2 separate regions of the Mus musculus genome follow, and region 2 is linked to region 1. Evidence: chromatin loops called from intact Hi-C (ENCODE). Cell type or tissue: left cerebral cortex. All regions are shown on one strand. Links, peaks and the distances in the headings refer to the core of each region. The heading gives the core; the rest is flanking DNA. Region 1 holds the start of Gm33341 (a long non-coding RNA gene). Region 2 has its middle 23 kb from the start of 4930465M20Rik.

Evidence for each region. A loop is a pair of places that touch in the nucleus more often than their neighbours do. Peaks named below come from ENCODE experiments on the same cell type or tissue, not always from the same donor. Only the 100,000 strongest peaks of a DNase experiment are listed, where the experiment ranks them.
Region 2: it touches region 1 in a loop (6-fold over the local background); 2 of 42 quality-filtered maps call a loop at or near these places.

Annotation. Positions count from the first base shown.
Region 1 is chr12:107,818,472-107,830,213 of GRCm38, reverse strand. Gm33341 (a long non-coding RNA gene) reads right to left here and starts at 5,824. Exons shown (of 3, transcript XR_381909.1): 1 at 5,780-5,824; 2 at 4,713-4,890; 3 at 4,513-4,566. In left cerebral cortex, for the core only: no CTCF peak of the experiment used is centred there; DNase peaks (open chromatin) are centred at 4,117 and 6,023.
Region 2 is chr12:107,752,276-107,764,017 of GRCm38, reverse strand. No RefSeq gene overlaps it. Among named protein-coding and RNA genes, the nearest start is that of 4930465M20Rik, 23 kb to the right of the region's middle. In left cerebral cortex, for the core only: no CTCF peak of the experiment used is centred there; a DNase peak (open chromatin) is centred at 5,508.

The sequences.
Region 1 (11,742 bases), core at 3,826-8,825:
GTCTGTCAGACCCTAACATCTGCCTGCGACCTGAGAACATCCTCTCCAGCACCCTAGTTCCAGCGCTCTCCCTGGTTACCAGGGCTGCAGAGGGAAGAGTCCTGGGAAGCAGCCATGGCAGAGCCTCAGACTGTGCTGAGGCCCGTGGAGCCTGTTTCTTATCCATGCGTGATAGGACTTTTACATTTGACCTTCTGCGCCCATTGCGACAATACATCTTAGAAAGCTAAGTTCTCTTAAAGGAGTCATCTCTACTTCCTGCGGTGAACCGAGGACCTGAGTGAGTCTTTCAGGTGTGGTCCTTCAACCTGCCCTTTAGACCATCCCTGGACAATTAAGCCAAGAATGGAATTCTTCCGCTTTATCTAGAGCAGTGGTTCTCCACCATCCTAATGCATCCTTTAATACAGGTCTCCATGTTGCGGCGACCCCCGACCATAAAATTATTTTGTTGCTACTTCGTAACTGTGATTTTGTGACTGTTAATGAATTATAATGTGAATATCTGGTATGCAGAATATCTGATTTGTGACTCCCAAAGGGTCGAGACCCAGAGTTTGAGAACCGCTGATCTAGACCAGGCCACAAAGACTTCAAAGAAAACATAATTTCGAGGGGGGGGAGCTTATGATGGGGCAAGATGCTCTTTTAGATGGTCAAATACAGTCTACAGCAAGTATGACTGTTGAGACAACTTCTGGCGGCCATCTTGGGACAATGGTCACATACTGGGCTGACACCTTGACTGCTAAGATCCTTAGCTTGTAGGCTGAGGTGCTGGCCTGTCCCTGAGGTCACGATCCGTGTGGTTTTACAGGTGTCATTGTGCATCTCTTCTGAGATGGCTGGGACATTTCCTGACTCTGCACGCGCTGCTGGAGAGCTAGCTCCCTGCTAACCAAGGCTGGATGAACCTTGAAGCTTACACGCTGAGGGATGTCGTAGACGTTGCCTCAATGGATTCATTAGCAGGAGATGGACACTGGCTCATCTGTTTCTGGGTTTAAAGGAAACAAAGGCTCAGGGGAGTGAAACGGTTGTCCCGAGGCCACACAGCTCATTACTCTGTGATGGAGTTGGAAGGTCACCATGATTGGCCACTGTGATTCTATGTCCTCTGCAGTGCTAGGGGAGTCACAGGACAAGTTCATCACTAACAGCCATGTGCCCTCCAGCCCACCTCACCTTCCTACGCCCTTCTACAAATCTGGGCTCATCTTAACTACAACCGAGGGCCTTGATTTTCTTTCTTGTCTCAAAACGTCTGTAGTTGTGATTCAGACAGCCGCTGAGTGAGAAAGTGGTTTTTAGGGGACACTACTAGGGGACACGCAAACTTTCAAACTTCTGGTTTGTTCCCCAGAAGGCAATAAACAGTCTCTGCCCAGACTCCGGGGCTGAACGCTTTTTTAGTGCCTTGCATTTTTGGTGACAGTTTTGCAAATTGCGGGTAAAGAACCTAAATGTCTAATTAAGCCCCGAAGATGCACAGGAGTTTGAAGCAAATGATTGATGTTCACGGAGGTGCGGCTGTGTGACGGGGCCGCCTGACAGGGACTGCGAAACCCGCGCGGCAGTGATGGTTTGTTGTGATCCGCGTTGTCATTTTTTCATTACTGATTAAAATTAAAAATCTGCTTGGCAAATCCATTGTAAAAATCCCCTTCATGAGCATCGACGGGTACAAATTATTTTGTCAATCGTCTGGCAATCAAAATGGGGCTGGAGACCATTTCTAGCCCACACTTTTCTAAGCCCCCTCTCTCTCACGCCGCTGACTTTTCATAACAAAGTTTTAAAAAGCGTAGGTAGAAGTCTTGGCAGTGCTTGAAAAAAAAATCAAAAGATTCATCTGTATTTTTTTTTTTAATGAAATGTTCTGTTTGTGTGCGCCCCCTTCAGCCCCCTGCCGAGAGCGGAGGGGAAGGTTCTCGGAGGGAGAGCTGGTCTGTGCTCTGTAATTGTCTAATGCTGTGTAATGACAGGTGGATAACGGTAATAAAAGCCTTTATTAGGATAAAAATCTGTTTTGAGAATGGAAGCGTAAATTGTCTAAAGCTGCAAAGCAGGAAAGAAGTCTTGCTAGCCGGCAAACCGAGTGGAAGCTATCCACGGGCTCTCCACTGAGGTGGTTTTCCGTTTCATACTCACAGGTCACGTGAAAGACGGGGGAGGAAGGTGAGGGAGAACTTGCGTGTGGGTGGGAGCTCTGCATTAGGTCCTGGGCTCCAGACTTAGCATCCTACTGTGTGACTGTGAACCAGTCACATGCCCGCTCTGGTTCCAACAAGTGAAATGATTGATGACTCAGCCAGTCCAATCATCCAGTGTACTCTATACCCTGTTACCCAAAGCTTGAGAGTCAGCGAGGGGCCCCAAACCATTTCCTAACGTAGAACATGAGATAGATAAGCAACCGACCCTGGATTTGGAGCTCAAACCACCGAGAAGGATCCCATCCAGTATGAATGAGCCATGTATCTTAAGAAATATACCCACATCTCCCAGCCTCTGTCCCCCAAATCTGTGCTCAGGGTTCCATGAACTATCATTTGAAGACCACTTGGCAAAATACCTGCCCTACGATCCTGTCCTGAGTCCAGGGGGTGGGGGTGGGGGTGGGTCGTCATAGTCATGGGTTCAAGAACCCTTTGCTGGCCTTTGAGAAAGAAAGACTCCTGTTAGTCAGAGTAGTGCTGACTATAACCCTGGTTCCCAGGGTCCTGAGGCAGGAGGATCTCGAGTTTAAGAGTAGCCAATACTATATAGCAAGATCCTGTCTTAAATAGCACAAGCCAAACCCAAAAGCCAAAATGAGTGTTTTTAGATGAGAGAAATGAAGAAGGATTCTTTGTCCACATGGTGCTGCCCAGATCCCTGAAACCCAAAATTCTACAGAGAGCTTCAGCATGCTCCCAGACCCCTCATCATTGAAAATGGGGTGTCCTAAAGAGGCAGTGCATAGGACTGAGGGCCCAGAAGCACCACACTGGACTTTCAGGAAGACTCCAGTCTCTGAGGAGACTCAAGGCTCTGGGACAAAGGGACAGGTGGCACAGTGAAGGTGACTTCCAGTAACCTCCTTGAACTCTTAGACCTGAACAATACTTCTCTCTGTTTCCAGATGTTTGCCTACAGTGTATATACTTTCTTCCTCTCACTTTTCTTTTCTCTTTGCAGACCGTGAAGATTTGTAGTCTTCGGAAGGACAAGCGAGGGGTGTTCTTGTTAAAAGACTGAGTGACAGGGTCAGCCCTACTGAAAGGCAGCCTATCCTCTTTGTCTGCAGGACCAGCTGCCTGTTTAGCCTCATGGAGCACACACACACACACACACCCACACACACACCCACACAGACAAACACATACACACCCACACAGACACACACATACACACCCACACATACACACCCACACAGACACACACACACACACACATACACACACACACACACACACACACACAAACACACACATACACACACAGAGAGAGAGAGAGAGAGAGAGAGAGCCCGATTCCTCTGAAATCTGAAGGGTTACTGTCCAGCCTAATTCCCTTTCTGACTAAGCTGAAATATTTCTCTTCACACACAGTTGGCACGGAAGTCTCATACAGAGAATGGGGATAGCAAAAAAGTAAAAGCCCATCTGCACTCTCTCCTTTGTCTGTCTGTGGCCCATCAGGAGCAGGGCTCCCCAGAATCAAGGCCACAGAAATGGGAATCTCAAAACAAAAACAAAACAAAAACAAAAACAAAAACAAAAAACAAAAACAAAAACAAAACCCAACCCAACCCAAACCACCACCACCACCACCAACAACAACAACTAATAACATCAAAAACCAAAAATCCCCCAAAACAAAAAACTCTTTGTGATTGAACAATTTTCTTTTGGAAAGGGGGGGCTGGTCCATCCTATTTTGTAGGGTAATTTCCTCACACCTATATTTTGTGGATAATCTGTTAATGTGCCAAACCACAGCTGGAAAAGATGGCCATGGCACGCTCCCCACCCATGTGCTATGAACACCACCCACGGGGCTGGAGGAGTCTTTCCCAGTTCTCTTCTTCTCTGTGGGACAGGTGGGGGAGTGTTTTCTGAGACTTGTGTCCATTTGCATGTCCGCCCACCCACCTTATGGATCCATTGCCACACCATATTTAGATAAGCTAATGTTCCCCACAAGAACTCCCGAGGACCTTGGGCTGTGTGCTGGTGGGGGTCTGGGAAGGAACTTGAAGTAGTCTTTTCCCTAGAGGCAGAACCCACCTAGCTGGAGGGCAGACAAAGGTAGACCAGAGGGGCTGGGTAGAGAGGTATTGGCAGCAGGATATAAGCTTCATCCTTGCAGAATCTTTCGATTAAAAACCCAGCTTCTCTAATTGATGTGGATGTGGACTGATCTAAGGCCTGGGTGAGTCCACAGTTGCCAATTGCAGTCTTACCTCAGCGGCAGACATGACCAATCAGTCACAGACAACACCCTTTCTGCTTGAGCTCTGGGCCACCATCACCATCACCTGGCACAAGATGCCAAACCCAGAGGCTAATTGCAGCGTGGTCCCTGGGAAGGAGGAATTCAGGAGATAAGCCTCCTGGGAACTTTCTGGATAAGACTAGTCATGGGGAGCAGGGGGGGGGGGGAGAGGGAGGCACGCTGACTATCTGTAACTCAGGACGAGTTTAAGTTAGCACACACTGAGGGTTTACCTGGTGCTGGGCCAGAAGCTATGGCCGGCAGGAGTGGCTGAATGCCTGTATAACTCGTTCTCACATCAGCTAGAGTGCGGGAGAATCAACATGGCTTGGAATGATGAAGGGGGAAGACGATCCATCATGGAGAGGACCCGGACGGCTTCCCCAGGTTGCTGGTCTGCAATCTGGGTCTCTGCGGAGCCAGAGAAGATTGTGAAGTGGTTTCGTTGGCTGTGAAGGTCATCTGATTTCTATTTCTTTCTCCTCCAGCTCCATGTCTCTATCATCAAGGCTGGGGCCACGCCAAGGACCCTTCACCAGATCAATTAAGACAAATGTTGGAATCACGCCAGGAAGCAAGAGTTTTATACCAATGGCCATGAACACTATTCTTTTACTCATTAGCTCACTTAAGGAATTTTAATCAAGTACCCACTGCATATCGGGCCCCAATGAAACCCTGTGATAAGGAAGCCAATGGAGATAGGGCGTCCTTCCTTCCAAACGTCTGTGTTGTGAGTATTATTGATGTGTTCAGGTCACTTCCAACTGTGTTTAGAAGTCAGATAAGTGATATAACACAGGGCTTCGGTCTTCAGGAGGCAGCTCTGCTTTCCTGGAGTCCCCAGTCCCCACCGTTGCAAACCAATTTGTTCTGTGTGGTGAGAAGACAGGGGTGATAACCTAACATGGAGTGTCACAGACCCCTGTGTGGAGTGGACAGACTGCAGATGTCTGAAGTCCCAGGCTCCCTGCTTAACCACAGAGTTTCCCACCACAGAAGTCCACTGGATCCTCTCTGCAGATCCTAGAACTAGGGGTTGCGAATGTGTCTGTCTGTCCTAAGGTCACATAGCACATGCGTGACAGGGGCTGACACAGCTCCAGGAAGTCTGATTGAAAAGATCTCATTCCAGTCCTGCCACACTGAAACCATGAACCCTTCCCATGGATTTCAATGTGTTTACCTGGAGCGGGTAATGGTAGCCAAGGGAAGGACGTGGCTTTGGAATTAGAATGACCCCACCGATTTGCTAGACCATCTATGGGTGGTATGGCTTTGGTCATAGAAACCTACTGACCCCCAGTTTATCATCTTCAGAGTGCAGCAGAGGTGAGCAGTGACAGATGGAAGGAACAGGTAAAAAGGCTGGGCAGGAGCACAGGGTGGCAGGAGTCTACTATTGCCCATGACCGTGTCATAGTCAACCTTGCAGTGGGTGCCTCAGCCTCCAGGGAGAGGCTCCAGGCCGTTTTGTAATCCACCCTCAAGCTGCCACACCAGGCCCTGATCACACACACACATTGTCCTGAAATGCTCTCTGTCTCTGTCAATGCTGATACATACTTGTCGTGGGCGGTGTTCCCACTATCAGGCATTTGGTGGAATCATAAAAACCCATTCCCACCCTGCCTAATACATTTTCATGTCTCTTCCTTGACAGGCTTGGGTGTGTTGGATCTGGGAAGGGGCTCTCAGTCTTTGATCCCATACTTCGGGGTTGCTTGAGAGTGGGTGGTGTTTAAGGACAGTCCAGGCAGGAAGCTGGGGCCTCTGAGATTATCTTTGCTGCAATGGATATCAAGGGAAGGGCAAGGCCAGGGTGTTGCCACCATGGTATACCTACTACTCTTCCTGCAGCTCCTGGGTCCCTGAGGCTGTTCCATAGTAAGTGTTCAGGTTTGCCTTGCTTGGAACCATGTGCTTATGGCTAATATCCCCAAGCCTCATTTAAAACAAAACAGGAATAATAAAAACACTCACCCATGCTGTTATATGATTGGATAGCACTATGCAAGGAAACGTTTGTGCCCAGAGCCTCCTCATGATGTGTCTTGGTTGGGGTTTTATTGCTGTAAGAGTCACCATGACCGAGGCAACTCTTATAAAGGAAAACATTCAATCCGGGCTGGCTCTCAGTTTCAGAGGTTTAGTCCATTACCATAATGGTAGGAAGCATGGCAGAGTGCAGGCAGACATGGTGCTGGAGAAGGAGCTGAGAGATCTACATCTTGATGGGCAGGCAGCAGAAAGGGGACTGTGCCACACTGGACATAGCTTGAGCACTGGAGACCTCAAAGCCCACCCCACAATGACACACTTCCTTCAAGGGCACATCGACTCTAACAAGGACATACCTCCTAATAGTGCCACTCCTTGTGAGCCAAGCATTGTAACACACAAGTCTATGTGGACCAGCCCTATTCATACCACCAGATGGTGAGAAGCCGGGACATCGATGTCAAGGTGTCAGTAGGCACATGTAGAGCCCACCTGTGGTTGGAGGCGTACCTATGTTTTAACATCTGAGAAGATCATGGTAACTCCGGTTGGGGGTGGGGGTGCTAGGTATTATTAGCTTATATTTGCTTACAGAAACCAAGATTTTGGGAGAGAATGCACAGCCAGGTGAAGCTGAGGAAGTTTGTTTAGTGGGCCCATGTTTTCTCCCAGCCTCATCTGTGAGTCAGGTCCAAAGCTTCTGAGAGGGTCTCGGGACAGGTAGCATGTTAAAGTTGGGTAGGAGGAAGCTTGGCCTCTCCCATTGGCAGCTCAGCTGGGTCATCTAAGCCTGTGTGTCAGTCATGCGTACCTCAGGTTTTGCTGGTGGTACCTCCCTCTGTAGGTACAAGCACATTGGTCTGTGACTGGACACATCAAACACACACAGAGCTCAAACTTCAAGTTGGGCTTTTCAGCTGTGGCTTTTTTGGCAGGCAAAGCTATCATTTTTTTTCCCAAGCCAAGTGGCGGATTGAGTGTACCAGCTACAACCTGCCATTAACCACTCTTGCTATTGGGAGCTGTGGTCTGTGAGGAGGCTCTGGGGGTGGGGTTCAGTGGGTAGTGGAATCATGTGATCTATTCTCTTTCAGTTTGGAGCTCTTGCATCCATTTTGATGGCACCTCCTCAGGACATAACTGGGTAGAGAATGCCTCAGCAGTTGGGGGATGAAACCTTCTCACTCAATAAATAGACCATGCAGATTCCCTGGGAACCCATGCAAGGCTTCTACAGTGGACTGCATTTGTCTAGAGATTGGTCTCCTCCTTAGGGAGAGGTGCCAGGTCTCTTCATTCTCCAGCCAGCACAAGTTTCAGTGTTTCCAAGCTCTGCTTTTGGAAACTGAAGCCCAGCTACTTTCTACAATAATAGTTGTACTCGCATCTGGCTGAGCCTGGAGCTCTTCAGTGCTGCTCCCTGGCTGTCTCTGTGGATGCTCTGTCCATCTCTAGAATTGATGCTCTAGACAGAAGACACTCCTGTGTCTAGTGGACAGATGAATGGATGAGAGGGTGGGTTGGTGTATGGGTGAATGAGTAGATGGGTGGCTAAATGGATACATGGATGGCTGACGTCTTTGTCAGGGTTACTGTTGCTGTGATGAAACACCATGATCAAAAGCAACTTGGGGAGGAAAAGGCTTGCTTGGCTTATGCGTCCATGTTGTTGCTCATCATTGAAGGAAATCAGGACAGGAAGTCAGACACGGCAGGAATCTGGAGGCAGGAGCTGATGCAGAGGCCATGGAGGGGTGCTGCTCACTGGCTTGCTCTTCAGGGCTTGCTCAGCCTGCTTTTTTATAGAACTCACGATCACTACCCAGGGATGGCATCACTGACAATGGTCTGGGCCCTCCCTCCCTTATACATCACTAATTTAAAAAATGCCCTGTAGCCTGATTATATGGAGGCATTTTTCATAAGTGAGGTTCCCCCTCCTCTCAGGTGACTTTAGCTCTAGCCAGCATAGGTAGGTAGGATGGATGACTGGACAAGGGGTGGATACTTGGGTATACAGATTCATGAGTAGATGGGTGAATGAGTGGGTGAATGAAATGGATGTGTGTGTGTGGGTGGGTGGGTGGTGGTGGGGATGAACAGCAGATGTTTGGATGAGTGTATAGTCGAGGGATGGGTCCATCAATGGGTGGATGGATCCGTGGGTGGGTGGAGGAATGATAATGGATGAGTGGATGGATGGAGGGATTGGTCATTAAATGAATGAGTAAGTGGATAGGTGAGCAGATGGATGGGGTAACTGACAGATGGACCGATGGACACATGGATGGATAGATGGGTAGATGGGTAAGTGGATGGGTGGGTTAGTTGGTGATTAGATGGTTGGGTGGATGGATCAATCAATTAACGCTTGAAGGATTTAGCCTCAACTGGGGTATGTTTTAACAGAACCACCACCAATTCTGTGTCCTGGTAAATGATACAAGTTCTTGTGTGTAACACCTGCTTTATCAATGATCTGGACCTGCTAGCTTCCATATAATGAACTTCTCCAGGTCAGTATTTTGTCTCTCCACAATTAATGATTGACACAAGGTCTAGAATAGCAGGTGTTGGTTCACATTCATTGAAAGGAGTCACTGGTGGGAGTTTTACCATTTAAGGGAGGGATTCTGCCATTCTTACTTTGGTCCCCGTGACTCATCTCAGGAGGATCTTTCATTTAATGACTGTAGAATCCTGAGTGTGGGGAGAAGATGCTAGAGACGTTTAGTACATATAAAAGCTCTGAGTATGGTATGAATCCCAATAGAGATCAGAGTGTGGATGCTGATCCAGAAGCATGTATTCCTTCTGCTGTCAGAGGCTGGGAGTAGCCAGAGTCTGTGGTCAGAGGCAGCATGGGCATCATTTGGACTGGGCAGGTCATCATGCTGTAAAAGCAATTTAAACTCCCAGTGCCTTGACAGGACACTGGTTTTCTTCTTACTCATACAACATATCCAAGAGCACTATCTGGGACAGACAGGCAGGTCAGCTCACCGTTGGGGCTCAGACCCAACAGACTCTAGTTGAAATGCCACATACAGTCACAGGACAAATGTCATGCTGACTCTTTAAGTTTCCACCATGAAGCTCCTCATATTTCATTGGCCAAGGATGTTGCATGGCAACACCCAACTGCAGAGGCCCCCAAGGTGAATCCTTCCTTAACATCAGGAGGAGAATTCAGAATGTAGGCACACTTCTGACAACAGCTACATTACCTTTCTGAGATTTAATTGATAACTCTAGGGGGAGTTGCTTCCACCCTCTAAGTCTGAGTATCTCAAAGAGCCAAAGAGGGAGAGAATAATGCGCATTTATTCATCAGGCTAAGGGGAGGATTAAATGGGTCAATACACTTAAAAAATACCTAGTCTCTGCTCACTTCTTTATAGGTCATTTGCCAACTGATGAACGGATGAATACTGGGGAGAGAGTGGTAAGAAAAGATCAGGATTTGGTTGCAGCTTTCCTGGGGTTATTTTCTAGTCAGTGAGATGGCAGTCAAAATAAACAGAGGGGCTGAGGACAGTGATAGGTGCTTTGGAAGAATATGTGGTCCACCAATTGTAAAAAATGGTTCTAGGTCCCCCCCGCAGCTATTGCCATGGGGCTCTCATTGGTCTCTTTAATTCTTTCACCAACTGTATGGGACAGATATTTATTTCAACACACACACACACACACACACACACACACACACACACACACACACACACACACACGACTGTTCACAGCTTCAAAGTCCAACTTGGTTTCATCCCACCATGGTGCCTCTTCCAAACCTCATCCTTCTGATGGAATAGTCTGAGTTTTCACTGATAGCAAGAAGAGAAACAAAAACGATCTTCATTGTCATTACCAATTAACTGTCACCTTCCCTTTAGGGAAGTTTGCTGTCATTAACAGACCATTCCCCAACTCTTCTTCCCTACTGAGGCTCAGTCTATGCCACGGGCAGCCAGGCAGAAGTTGGCCATTACAAAAAAGTCCTGAAGTTTATTTTGGGTGATTTCTGATGCTTCACAGCTCAGAAGACAAAGGCTGGCCTGTCCCCATCTACTCTCCCTGCTGGAAGTCAACCCTCAGGGGTTCTAGGAAAGAAGGTCAAGATAATGTCACTCAGGGAGAGGATCACGGGGTGTAGTTGACAGCAGCAGGTTTTCAGCCAAGTTGAAATCAAGGCATAGTCTGTTTCTAGGCCCTGACTTACTCAACTAAAGTCAGCTCAGCTAAACTCAGCTTAGCTTAACTCAACTCAACTGAGTCCAATTCAACTCTCTCCCAGCTCAGCTCAACATACCTTCTCCTTGGTTCTACCCAGTGTGTTAGTTAGGGTTTTACTGCTTTAAAAAGACACCATGATCAAGGCAACTGTTGTACGGACAATGTTTAATTGAGGCTGGCTTACAGGTCCAGAGGTTCAGTCCATTATCATCAAGACATGGCAGCATCCAGGCAGTCATGGTGCAGGAGGAGTTGAGAGTTCTACATCTTGATCTGAAGGCTGCTAGCAGAATACTGGCTTCCAGGCAGCTAGGACTAGGGTATTAAAGCCCACACCCAAATGACACACCAACTCCAAGGCCATACCTACTCCAACAAGTCCACACCTCCAAATAGTGGCACTCCCTGGGCCAAGCATATACAAACTATCACACCCAATTTGGTTCAATTTAGCACAACTCAGCTATAGTCCCCTCAACTTGATTGAGCTCCACAGACACAGAATTATTCCATAATCACAGAGGCATTTGTTGGGCACCAAAGGTAGATTCTCTGTAGCTTGCTTCCCTTAGAAATTCGTAGTTGGTTACTGAAACATAGCATTTGGTGAGAAGAGTGTAAATACCAACATGTAATATCCAAGGCTGTGCACGCCTAGTGGAAGGAGTCACATGCTTTTCCTCATTGGGGGTTTTCAGAAGTCTCATTATAATTTCTACCATCTCCAGTAAAATGTAATTTGAATTAATAATGGAGGGCTGGGGCAAAAAGACCACCCAAAAAAGAGGGGCAGTGCCTTGCAGGGTGGAGCAAGTAGGCCAATCAGAGTAGATTTGGAGGATCAGAAGGGACCATGGGGTAGAGATAAAAGGCTTTGAGCTTTGAGGCAGTTGGCTCTGAGGTAGTTCAGGAGTTTAGATTTTTCTGTAAGAACAGGCACCTGCCAGGTGATTTTATTTTATTTTAGGGAACACCAGGGGGTGGGGGAGGGACGGTGATTCCTCTTCTACCTGTGAGGAGACAGAGGTG
Region 2 (11,742 bases), core at 3,077-8,076, 65 kb after region 1:
GACACTGGCATTGCTTAACACAGAAACAGTTGTATAGCTCGTCTAGCCTGCCCTTCCCCAAGTGATGTCCAGGTGGTCCCAACTTCTTGCTTCTGGAAGTTGAGCCATCTGAAACTTCTCAGAATCTTAGAAATGATTTTTCTAAGGATGGAGTGGTGTCCTGGGAACTGGATGGAGAAGCAGCATCACCCAGCTGGGCAGAGCCAAGCCAGTGCCAAGGGCTTTTTTTTTCTGTTTGAGAAGTTCATGCATTCATGTTTTGATCAGCTCCACTCCTCTTTTGTTTCTCCTCATTTCCTCCTCTCTCTCCGACTCTGCTTCTCTTTCCCAATCTCCTGTGCTTAGATTTTGAAAACCCCACTGAGTCTACTTCATGTTTCCTGTATGTGTGTGGGTGTGGATCCGTACGCAGGATAGTGGGCAGACATCCATGGGCACAAGTCTCTCAAGGGCCTCTGTTCTAATCATCAATAAAACCTTCTCTGATGGGTCAATAGTGCCCCATATTCTGTGTGGAGGGTATGGCCTTGGGGACTGGTAGAGCTGGAGACATCAGACTTAGGACCAGAAGTGATAGATGATGTTCAGGTGGGGGTTGGGGGCTGGATGTGAGCTGGGATATGTGTTGGGAAGAAGACCTTGGTGGGTGGTCTAGGCTGGAGAAAGGCTGGTTAGGACCCTTGATGACTAGTGTTTGTTATCAGTGTAACCAACAGTAGAGTCATCTGGTAGTCAGGCCTTTGGTCATGGCTATGGAGGTGATCTCGACTGTGTTGTGCTGAGAAGACCTGCCCACTGTGGGTGGCACCATTCCCTAGGTGGAATCTTGGGCTGTGTAAGTAGAGAGGGAATTGGATAGCAGTGGACTCACCGCCCTCTGCTTCATGATTTTGGATGCCACACGACTAGTTGCTTCAGGATCTTCCTACCACACAGCCTGACTCATATCCCACTTCCCATGATGCACATGAGCTGTGGCGTCACAGACCATCTGCCCTTAAAGAAGCAATCTGGGAGTCTGAGGCACACACTCACAGGGCTAGCTTGCCATCAGAGTCTGAAGACAGGCCTTTGTTGGAAAGATACATGTCTCCATGCTTCTCCGGATGTGGTTCCGCTCTGAGTCTTTCAGATTGGTGGTTTCAGTTGTCCCCTGCCTGGCTTCCTGTCAGGAACACCCACCATCCTACCCTGTCAGTTTGGAATGCAGCTCTTGGGGCCTTCTCCTCCTCCCTGTCAGTTTGAAGCCAACCCCAAGGGATGGTGCCACTCACATTTAGAGTAGGCCCCCCTCTCTTCAGTTACCTCAATCAAGAAAGTCCAGCAGGGATCCTCCCAGTGGTTTGTCTTCTAGTGAGTCTAGATTCTGCCAGTTGTCAATATTAAGGATCACAGAGCCCAAGGGTGCTCTTCTAATGAAGATAGCTGAAACTTTCCCTCACTCCCCTGTCTATTGGGAAGGGGTTTGGGAAACCAAGGCACAGAGGTGGCTGGCCTTTCTATCATCCTGTGGTTGGATCCCAAGACTGGCATCTGCATCTGGACTAATGGAGCCTGAGAGGAGAAAGGGGGCTGGCTGCTTTGATCTTCATTCTCTCCTCTTCTGCAAACAGCTCACTGGGAGGTTGGGTCCTGCAGGGTGGGGCAGGCCCCACAGCTAGTGGATGTCTCGGTGCCAGGTGCTTCCTGGTGGCCAAGGCCTCAGCAGACAGAGCTGGGAGGAGCGGGGTTGGCCTCAGCAGGCCCTTGCAGAGGGAGCTGGGCTGGGGCTGCTGGTGGGGAGCCTCTTGGCCCCAGGTCTCAGAGATTCATTTTGAAAGGATCAGGAGAGAGGGAATGAGTGTGGGCCTGTCTTGTCTCGTGGGCCACGGTGCCAAGGAGAGCCCACTCTCCATACCTATCTTTTTTCTGGATTCTCAACACCCAACCTGGAAAATGTAGAGCCTTAGGCTGCCGCCCGTGGACTTGGGACTCAAGGGCTGACATGGAAGTTTAGTGTCATATAGTCAGATACACTTGTTTTCAAACCCAGCCTGTGTCCTGAGATGGCTTCTGACAGCTCCTTCTTTCCTTCTTTCCTTCTTTCCTTCTTTCCTTCTTTCCTTCTTTCCTTCTTTCCTTCTTTCCTTCTTTCCTTCTTTCCTTCTTTCCTTCCTTCCTTCCTTCCTTCCTTCCTTCCTTCCTTCCTTCCTTCCTTCCTTCCTTCCTTCCCCCCTGACCTTCCCATTTGTCCCTCCTCCCTCTCTCTCCTTTCTTTCAGTTGTGGTGTGTATATATGAGTGTGTGTGTGTGTGTGTGTGTGTATGTGTGTGTGTGTGTGTGTGTGTATGTGTCCATGTGTGTCCAGGGATGTGTGTACACATACATGTGGAAGCCATGGGTCATTCATTTGTGTCATCCCTCAGGCATCATTTGATTTCTTCTCATGACAGTTTCTGTCACAATTCCTCGGCTCTTCACTTAGATTGGGCTGGTGGCCAGTGAGCCCCAGGGATCCGCTTGCCTCTGACTCCCGGCTGCTGGGATTCCCAGTAGCTACCACCACACTTGGCTTACCATTATCAAGTGTGGGTTCTGGGAACTGAACTCAGGCCCTCATGCTTGCAAGGCAAGTACTTTACCCACTGAGCCACCTCTTCAGTGCCAATAACGAGTTTCTTTACCTTGCAAAATGTAGGTAGCAACACCTACTTAGTCCTGCTGTAGCAATACCCACCTGTCCCTGCTGTGGTGGCTGTCAATGCCAACTGAGCCATACTTGCAGCTGGATGTGGTGCTGGGCACGGGACATGGGGAATGACTGTGATCTCAAATATACATCAGACCCAAAGAGAGGGCCTTGTATTAGTTAAGGCAAGCTCCAAGCAAGCATCTGCTAGGTGGTACACTGTGTGGCTGTCTGCATGTAGACAGAGAAACCCGTCTGGAACTTGGTAACCAGAGCTGACCATCCAACTGGGAGGAGTGATGGGCAGGGAGGCTCTGCATCCCTAGGGTCTAGGATGGCTGCAGTGGGGTGAAGGAAAAGGAGCCCTTAGCTTCTACCAAGGGAAGTGTGAACTGTGTAAGTGGATCAAGAGGTTCTAATGACTCAGTATCCCCAGGGCTCAGTGGTCATGTCAGGAGCCAGGGATGCACAGGAAAGAGTCCAGAGTAGTGAGAACTCTGCCCCAGGAGATGGGGGTGTAGTGTGGCCTTTGGGTGGGATTTGGAAAGGTAGGATGGTGTTTGTGCCCCATCTGCTTCTCTTCATCCTTAGGGTGGAACGCAGCCTGAGAAGGCTCATCTCCAGGCTGCTCTGCTCACCTAGAGTCTGGGGACTCTCAGGTCAGGAGCAAGGATCCACCCTCCAGGTCCCTTGTAGCCTAGGAGCTTAGAGTTAAAGCAGTAGGACAAAAATCCCAACACTTCTCAGAGGTACATGAAGCTCTATCTGCCTTGCTCTGGAGTTGCAGAAAACAGGGGACGAGAACATAAAGTCAGGACGTGTGACCCTCCTGGCTTGGCAGATACCATGTCTCCCATTTCCCAGAGTTCACACTCAAAGGCACCTCTGTGGCCCTGGCTTTGGCCTCCGGTCTGGATCAGTGTTAACAAATTGCTCTTACTCCCCAGGGAACCAGTGGCAAATGACAATGAGGCAGGCAGACCCAGGAATGATCTTGGCCTCTAAAGCCCCCCCCCCCCCCAGCCCTCTGGGGAGGGACACTCCAGTGACCATTGTCAACCTTCATGTTCATCACCTGTGTGGACAGCTTGCAGACAGGATAGTTGAAGTCTTGCCCCTTGGGTAGCATTCTAAGAGAGGACGCCCTGCGCTGGTTCAGATATCACTAGTAAGACTCAGGGGCTCTGGTAAGAGTGACATTTCCTGGCCAGGGTGGTGGTTGGCAGTTGGTGTAGGCTCCGCCCCACTGTTACCTGGCAACAGACAGGTATGCCTGACTCACTCTAAAATGGCCTGCTTGCCCCCTCCTCACTCTCTTGCTCTCCCACTCTTGCTCCCTTACCCTCTTCCCCCTCTCTCCCTATTCTCCTCCCACCTCTCCATGTGCTCATGGCCGACCTCAACTCCCCCCACTCTCTCTGTGTCTCTCTCTGCCTTTCTCTCAACTCCCCTCCCTCATATCCTGAATAAACTCTATTCTACACTATACCTTAGTGTGTCTGGACCCTCAGGGGGAGAGGACGCCTAGCATGGGCCCGCAGAGGCACCCTCTCCCCCCACATCATACTGCACTCCACCAAACATATTCCTTCCTTCCCTATCTTTTTATAAAACACAACAGTGGTCACAGCAGAGGTTGGAAGGTAAAAAAAAAAGGCAGAGTTGCGGGAGGGGCACCCCAAGAAGAAGGAATCGTGTACTTGAGAGGCCTGTGGCAAGAGGGACTTTTGAAAGAGGGCCTTTGGAGTGTGAGTCAAGGCAGAATGTCACCTGGTGGGGCAGAGGGACCACAGAGGAAGTTGTCCATCACACACTCACTCCTAGCGAGTGGTGCTCAATCCCAGTTTACCCTTGATGTTGTGAAAGGTCCAGCCCAGGCATGTGGCATGGCTGTGCAGGTGACTTAGGACACCATGGGTGGACGTAAGGATGATGTCAGGAGGAGAGAGATGACAGACATGAAAATCAAAGAGACAGGAATCTGGTCTTGGGATTCCAGGTGTCCGAGTCAGGGTCTCTAGCCTCTCTTCTGCCTGCATATTCAGCTGGAGGGAGAGACAAGCTCGGATGGAATTTTGAAAAGGTGACTGTGCACCCTGATTGGAGAAACTCACATAGAAGAGATTGGACCACGCAGAAATAGGAAGTCCGGTTCACAGGATTCTGGCTCTAAAAAAAACCCCAGCAGGGCCTTGTAAACCAGGCGTTTTGAGTCTCCTTCAGCTTTTCTCTGGATGTCCTTTGGGGCAGAGAATCCTTCACTCACACCTTCAGGAAAAATGGGAGTGCATTCTGTTCACCTTTCAGTCTATCAGAGACTGGAGTCCATTGTCCAGGGCCTACCGGCATACACAGATTTGAAACTCCCCGCCCCCCCCCCCCCCCCACTCTTCCCCAGCGAGGTTGCTGGGCAGTGTGACAGGGTGGTGAGAACTTGATGACATCTTCCCTGAGTTCAGAAGGGGGGGTGGGGTGCAGGGGGGGGGGTGCGGGGAATGCATGCAGGGAAGAGAACAGCAAACCCAGCAGAGGACAGAGCAGTGATACCTGAGGTCCTGGCTAGGTGGCGTTAGAAAGGGAGGGGTGAAGAGTAGGTGGGGTGGAGAGACTGATTCCCCAGCCAAGGTGGGCTGTTTGGAAAAGCCCCGACCCCAGCAGGCAGGGAGGATGCAGCCTGGGCCTGCTCCAGGCGGTGGGGCGCTTCCCGCAGGTGGCCCTTTGATCTCCCAACAAATAGCCTATTCAACATCTCCAAGACTGGGCTGGCCTCTGGCAGCCAGAGTGGGAAGGTGGGAAAACACGAGAGGATTGTCTGCCCAGGATCAGGGCCTAGAATTGGCTGGGCAAGGCCGACTGTACGGGAGGGAGGGAGCTGCGGGGGGGGCGGGGGGGGGTAAGCCCTGGCGTGGGGATGAATGGCTGCTGGCCAAGGACTCCCCTGAAGGCTGCAGGCTGGCCTCAGGGCTGGGACTCCCAGGCTCTGTTGCTTGCCTTTGCAGGTTCTGGGGAGATGTGGGGTGAGGGATGACATGGACAGTACCCCCCCCCGGGGGGGGGGGAGCTCTCTGTGTGTACACAGATTGAAGGGAGTTAGAGACCTTTATGCGGAAACAGCCTGCCCTATGCCCGCCTCCCCCTCCCCCAAGCCAACTGCCTCTCCCAGGAGGCACAGCTGGGCTGGAGGTTGAGTTTCGGGGAGACAGTAGGCTGGATCTTAAGTCTTTAATACTAAAAAATCTCACCCCCTCCCCAGTTTCCACCTGGAGTTGGAGATGAAGCTCAAGACTGTGTCAGTTTAGTCTTTGAAATGATAACCAATGAAAATGGCCGGAGACTCAGTTTCTTTCTCTCTGACAATTGGTTCTGGGTGTCTCCCCTTCCTGGTCACCATGGGTAAGGGCCTTTCTAGATTGGGGAGAGTAACCCTATTTGAGGATTGTCAAGTTCAAGGGAGAAAGCTTGGTGTTGGGCCAAGGGGAGACTTGGAGACAGTGCAGTCATAGTTCCGGCTTCTGTTTCTCCTCAGGTCTCAAGCTCTATCTGTCTTCAGAAAAGTCACACAATTACCCCGAGCTTCAGTTTCTTCTTAGAGTGTTAATTGTGCCCATTTGTCCAGTGGGTTGATAGTAGATTGTGTACACCAGTAGTTCTTCATACATGTCTTTAAGGAAGGAAAGTTGGCTTAGGAATAAACTTTTTTAAATTATTTTTTGTCATACTAAGACTGGATCGAAAGTTAAGAAATGATTTAAAGATTATTTTTCTCCGAGTTACAAAGCCCGAGAGATGGTTTTGTCCACGGCCTGTTTTCTCCCCAACCCCTGCCTGAGCCTAACCATGGATTCATCTTTGAAGATTTAAACCCGCAACCTAAGTTTTCCGGCTCCCCTCTCTCTCTGCTTTGCTCACTCTGCTTTGCTCACTCGTTTGTTCTGTTCGGAGAGGCAGTCAACAGCTCCCTGTGAGGTCTGTGGCTGCTCCCAGAGACACTGGCAGGAGGGGAGGGAGCTTGGAGCTGTGGGAAGGGCAGACACTGGCCCGGTGGGTTCCAGCAATTCTCACTGTGACCCCGGGCAAATCATTTCAACTCTCCAGCCTCAGTCTCTCATTTATATAATCAGTGCAATCGTGGTGTTTCCTTTCCAGGGTTGTTTGTGAGGCTTACAGATGTCAGGGTTAAGATGTTTGGCTTGTGGAGTCCAGAGAAAAGCCAACATTGTTAAGACCAGGTTTCTGGTCCTTGGTAGCCAGTATCTCCAGGTGGTCACAGGAAGATGAGCAGATGTGACCCAGAGAGACATGGCATACAGAGGAGAATATGTCCCCATCTGCCTCTTGGCTCAAGAGGCCTCAATTTCTTTCTCAAAGCTGAGTGGCCTCAGGACCTTTCTTTGGGTGGGCCTTTGATTTTTTATTTTTATCATGACTGACTGATTCTCCTCAAACAAGTCAACTCAAACAGTGCTTGGAAAGACGCTTCGAAAAATCTCGAGAAAGCTGGCTGCCGGCCACGGATGGCTCTCCGGTCATGCTGGAGCCCCCCCACCCCCACCCCCCGCTAGCAGCGGCCTTCTGGGAGTCTGGCTGTCTGGGTGCTTGGCTTAGACAGGTCGGAAGCGGTTGGAGGAAAAGGCAGAACTTGCTCCCCTCCCTGTTTGTTTGTTCTACCTACCTGACCTCAGAGCCCATCTACCCTAATGGTTTTTAATGACTGTAACACGGCTCTTGACTGGATCCATTGGCTGGGCTACCCAATGGTTCCTTTCCACATGCCCTGCCTCGCAAGAGCATGTCAGGTGGGGCTACCTTGTCGGCATTGTGGTGGGCTTTTAGCTGGGGTAGAGTGGCGGTCCCTCAAGGCCCTCTGGAAGGAAGGGCGAAGAGAGCTGCCTAGAGAGTGACTCCTTAGAGGTGCACCATGACCTATGGGACTCTCAGCAAATGGCTCGGACTCTCTGGTCTTTACTTCCTCAGGCCTGGAGCAAATTGCACAATGTAGACTGTCACTGGTCAGCAGTTCCTGTACACACCAGCTGTCAAAACAGCTGTCCCGGGATGCCTTGGCTTCAAGATTTCCCAAGATGGTTTGATGGCTGTGGTTGCTGCCCACCTGACTAGGGTGGACACTTCCCAGCTATTGGCTGTCACAGAGAAATAGGACGAGGATGTATGGAGACCGGGGTCTCCCCTTAACTCCCACAATGCAATCATCCTTGGAGATGAAGATTTCTAGGAAGGGAAAACTCCTCAGTTAGTCAGAGCTCCCAGCAGTTTCCAGCCTTCTGCCCGGACGGAGTCCCACTCCCGCTTCGCCCTTCTCCACCCTCTTGTGCAAGCCCCAGCATCCCGACCAGCTGACTCACCCAGCCCAGGACTCCAGCCTGTTAACAGAGATGTTGTGAGGCTCCGACCCTGCTGAAGATGGGCCTGGGCTCTTCTCCACCCTCCATGTGGCTGGGAGCTCCTTGTCCCTGGTGCTGTTCTGAGTCTCCCCCATTCTCCAGCCGAATCCTGAAAGGGGCACCATGTTTCCTAGGCAGGAAGTGACTGGAACTAGGGTTGGCCCTTGACGCAAGCTTATGCCTGTGCTATGAGCAAGCTGGGGGCGTTTGTTACTGAACAGTGGTTCACCTGGGACATTGGTGCTTCATGCCCTGAGTATGTATGGTCATATCTGGACACACTTTAGGCTGTGGCAGTCGGGTAGTCGGGCACCAGTTACATCTGGAATGGAGTGGTTGTAGCTTTTTTTTTCTTTAGCCCATAGCACAGCCCCACTAAGCAATGAGGTGACCCAGTGGTTCCTCAAGGCTCTCTTACTGTTGCCCTCTGATCATCGGGCCTGACTTCTGCCCCGAGGGATGTGATGACACCAGTCCGGGCTCTGGCCCAGGGTGGAACCACATTCTTGGTCTTCAGCTCTGATGTCTATCTGGGGCTATTGTCCCACGTTTGGTTTCCACTCCTGGCAAGAAGTGACATCTGCATGTCCCACCCTCAGCTCAGAGTGAACGTGCCCCAACCTGAGCTCGGCCTCCACCTTCCCACCTGATCCTCTTCTGCAGCCCTGTGCCCAGGCCCCATCCCCGCCTCCTGCCTCCTCCCTGTCTCTCCACACCCTGCCCTACTTGGTTCATGCCCCTGCCACTTTTTTGTGTGTGTGCTCCTGGTTTGGTTAGTTTTTATATCAACTTGACACGAGTTAGAGCCGTCTGTGAAGAGGAACGTCAGTTGAGAAAATGTGTCCGTCAGATTGCCTGTAGGCAAGTCTATGTGGCATTTTCTTAGTTAATGATTGACATGGGAGAGTCCAGCCCTCTGGGGGCGGCACCGCCCCTAGACAGGTGGTCCTGGGTGGTATAAAAAGCAGGTTGAGCAAGCTGTGGGGAGCAGGCATTCCTCCTCCTTCTCTGCTTCGGTTCCTTCTCCCAGGGTCATGGCCTTCTTGAATTCAGGCCCTGACTTCCCTTCATGACAGACTTTGAGCTGTAAAAAGGAAACAAACCTTTTCTTCTACAATCTGCTTTTGGCCATAGTGTTTATTACAGCAACACAAGTCAGTACAGCCCCTAGGCTTCCAAGCCCTTTCTGTGTCCAAGCCCAGGGCCCCAGCCAGCTTTCCTCTTCACTGTCCATTAAGGCTTTGCTCTGGTCTGAGGAGACGCCTTAGGAAGCCATCTTTGTCTTTGCAGGGCTGTTTTCCATGAGTTCTGGGCTGTTCCACACCCCATCTGGTTCTCTTAGCTCACCAGGGAGGGACCAAGCTCCATGCTCTTTTGTTGAGTGTTGCAGGCCATTGACCAGGGTCTCAGTGGTTCTGAGTATCTGCCCTGCAGCCAGGATGTCTCTCCCCCCACCATCCCGGTCTGCTCACACAGTGCACAGGCTCTGTGTGCACCTCTTGACTCCCAAGCTCCTGGACATTGGGTCATTTGCTTCTTCACACACTAATTTGCTAGTCTCGGAGGGAATTTGTGAATCAATGAAATAAAGTGAATGAATGAGTTCATTCAAGCAGTAGCTACTGGTGATCCCCCCCCCCCCTTCCCCCGTCAGACACTTCAAATATCTTGATAAGATTTTTCTCTTCTAGCTCTGGAGATTGAACATAGGACCTTGTGTGTGCTAAGCAAGCACTCCATCACGGAGCTGCATCCCCAGCCCAATACTTAGCTGAAGAGCAGCCTCTGGGCTTTGGAAACAGAATGCAGTAAAGGAGAAAGTGACTTATTCTTATGCGGGTATGGAGGCGAGCAACCCAGCTGGTGGAAGGCTCTTCTCGAAGGGTGGACCCAGCCACAGACTAAATCTCACCTTGCCTCTGGAAGCAGGCTGATAGACTCACCATGTTCTACCAAAAGCCACTCTCTGCTATATCTGCTGCACAGGGGTGATGGCCTGGTTGGGGAGCATTCGTGAATGGGCTGAAGAGAAGAGAGAATTCCTAGGTCTCTGGGGAATGCTGGGGTTCTCATTTACCAAAAGGGAAGCATGGTGTGTCCCATCTCATAGACACAAAGCTGATGTTTATAGAGGCAAAGGGTTAAATGGGCAGCAAAGCTGGAGGGGGACAGGACACTAAGGTGTCCCCTCCCTCCCCTGCATGGCTTGGGGCTGGACCTTTCTCGCCTCTGCGTCTCAGTCTGCCTGATTAGAGAGCAGGGGTAGTGATGGCCTACCTGCTTCCTGTCCTGGTCGTAACGATTACACTGCTGTATCCTTCCCGTGTGCAGATCTGTATAGCACAAGCTGGCCAGCAGTTAGCCTGTGTTACTATTACCACTGGTCCCAAGAGAGCTTGGACTACAGACCCAAACCCTCAGATCCTGTTGCAAAGGCATGCTGACTGGCCCAGGGAGCTAGCTTTTCAGCCAGCCTAAACTGTCTTTCGAGACTCTGTTGAGATGGTTAAAGACAAAAGCAGGGAATCTTGATGCTGAAAAAAGAGAGGGGCAGGGGACGAGGGGAGCGGGGGCTTTTGGAACTTTCTGTGGAGCTTCTTTGGAAATGCTGGCCTGGCACCCATTGTCCCTCTTGCCTCATCTGCTTGGGCATTGCAACATCTGACATGTCAAGGAACACAGTGCTGTCCTGGGAGAGCAGCCTGAGTCGTGGGAACCCGGGACGGGAGCGTCCAGCAGTTGGGGCAGGGCCTGGATGGTGGGGCCACAGTTAGTCAGGGGCCTGGCAAGGGAAACCCTGGTTGTGCAAGCACAGCTCTGACAGGAGTGTCCCTGGCCTCTGTGGAGACAGGACTCTCCCGTGTGCCTCAGGGAAGCAGGAACTGTTGCTTTGCCTGTGAAGGGGCACCAGGCTCAGCGAGGAATTTGGGGGCCTCTAAGCAGAAGGGGAGACTTGGACAAACCACCCTCATTCTGTTTCTTTCTCAGCTTTCTGAATGAACCTGGGCTAGTTAACCAAGTCTGGCAAGTGATCAGAGGGGCTTTCCACCCATCGTGCATCTCAGCTTACTATCTGACCAAGCCTGGAGGCCAGTGGGGCCCAGTGGCTGAAATGAGAGGAATGAATAGATGCATACGTTATCAGTTGGCTCCGCCCCCCGTGCAACCCACAGAAAGCAGACCGGATTTCTGTGTGAAGCTGAACTATGGGGCAGAGTCACATTCAAACACAGGTGCTTATTGCACGCTGCCTCCCCCTCTCCCCCATCCAGAGTGCAGATCATCCCAGAGAGGAAGAGTCAGAGGATCGGGGCAAACCAATTACAGGCCTTTGTATATTTAGCTTTTCACACCGAAAATGCTTGCGGGGGGAGGGAGATCCTTTGAAATCAGGAACATCTTGTTGGGTAGTGTTGATGTTGTTTTTGGAGGCAGGGCCTGGCTGGCTACGGCAGCCAGAGATGCCGTACAAAGGGCATATTACCAGTATACAAGGTTATGCCTAATTACCTGAGATAGCCTCTTCCACTGGGTGAAAATCAGTTGTCATCAGTCCGGGATTAATTACAGCCAAGGCGGGTTTTCAGCTCATGACTCAGGGCTGACTCAATACTGGGGCAGAAGCTTTCCATGGCCTGGAGCTGAGGTCCCCCCTCTTTTTTTTCCTGGAAA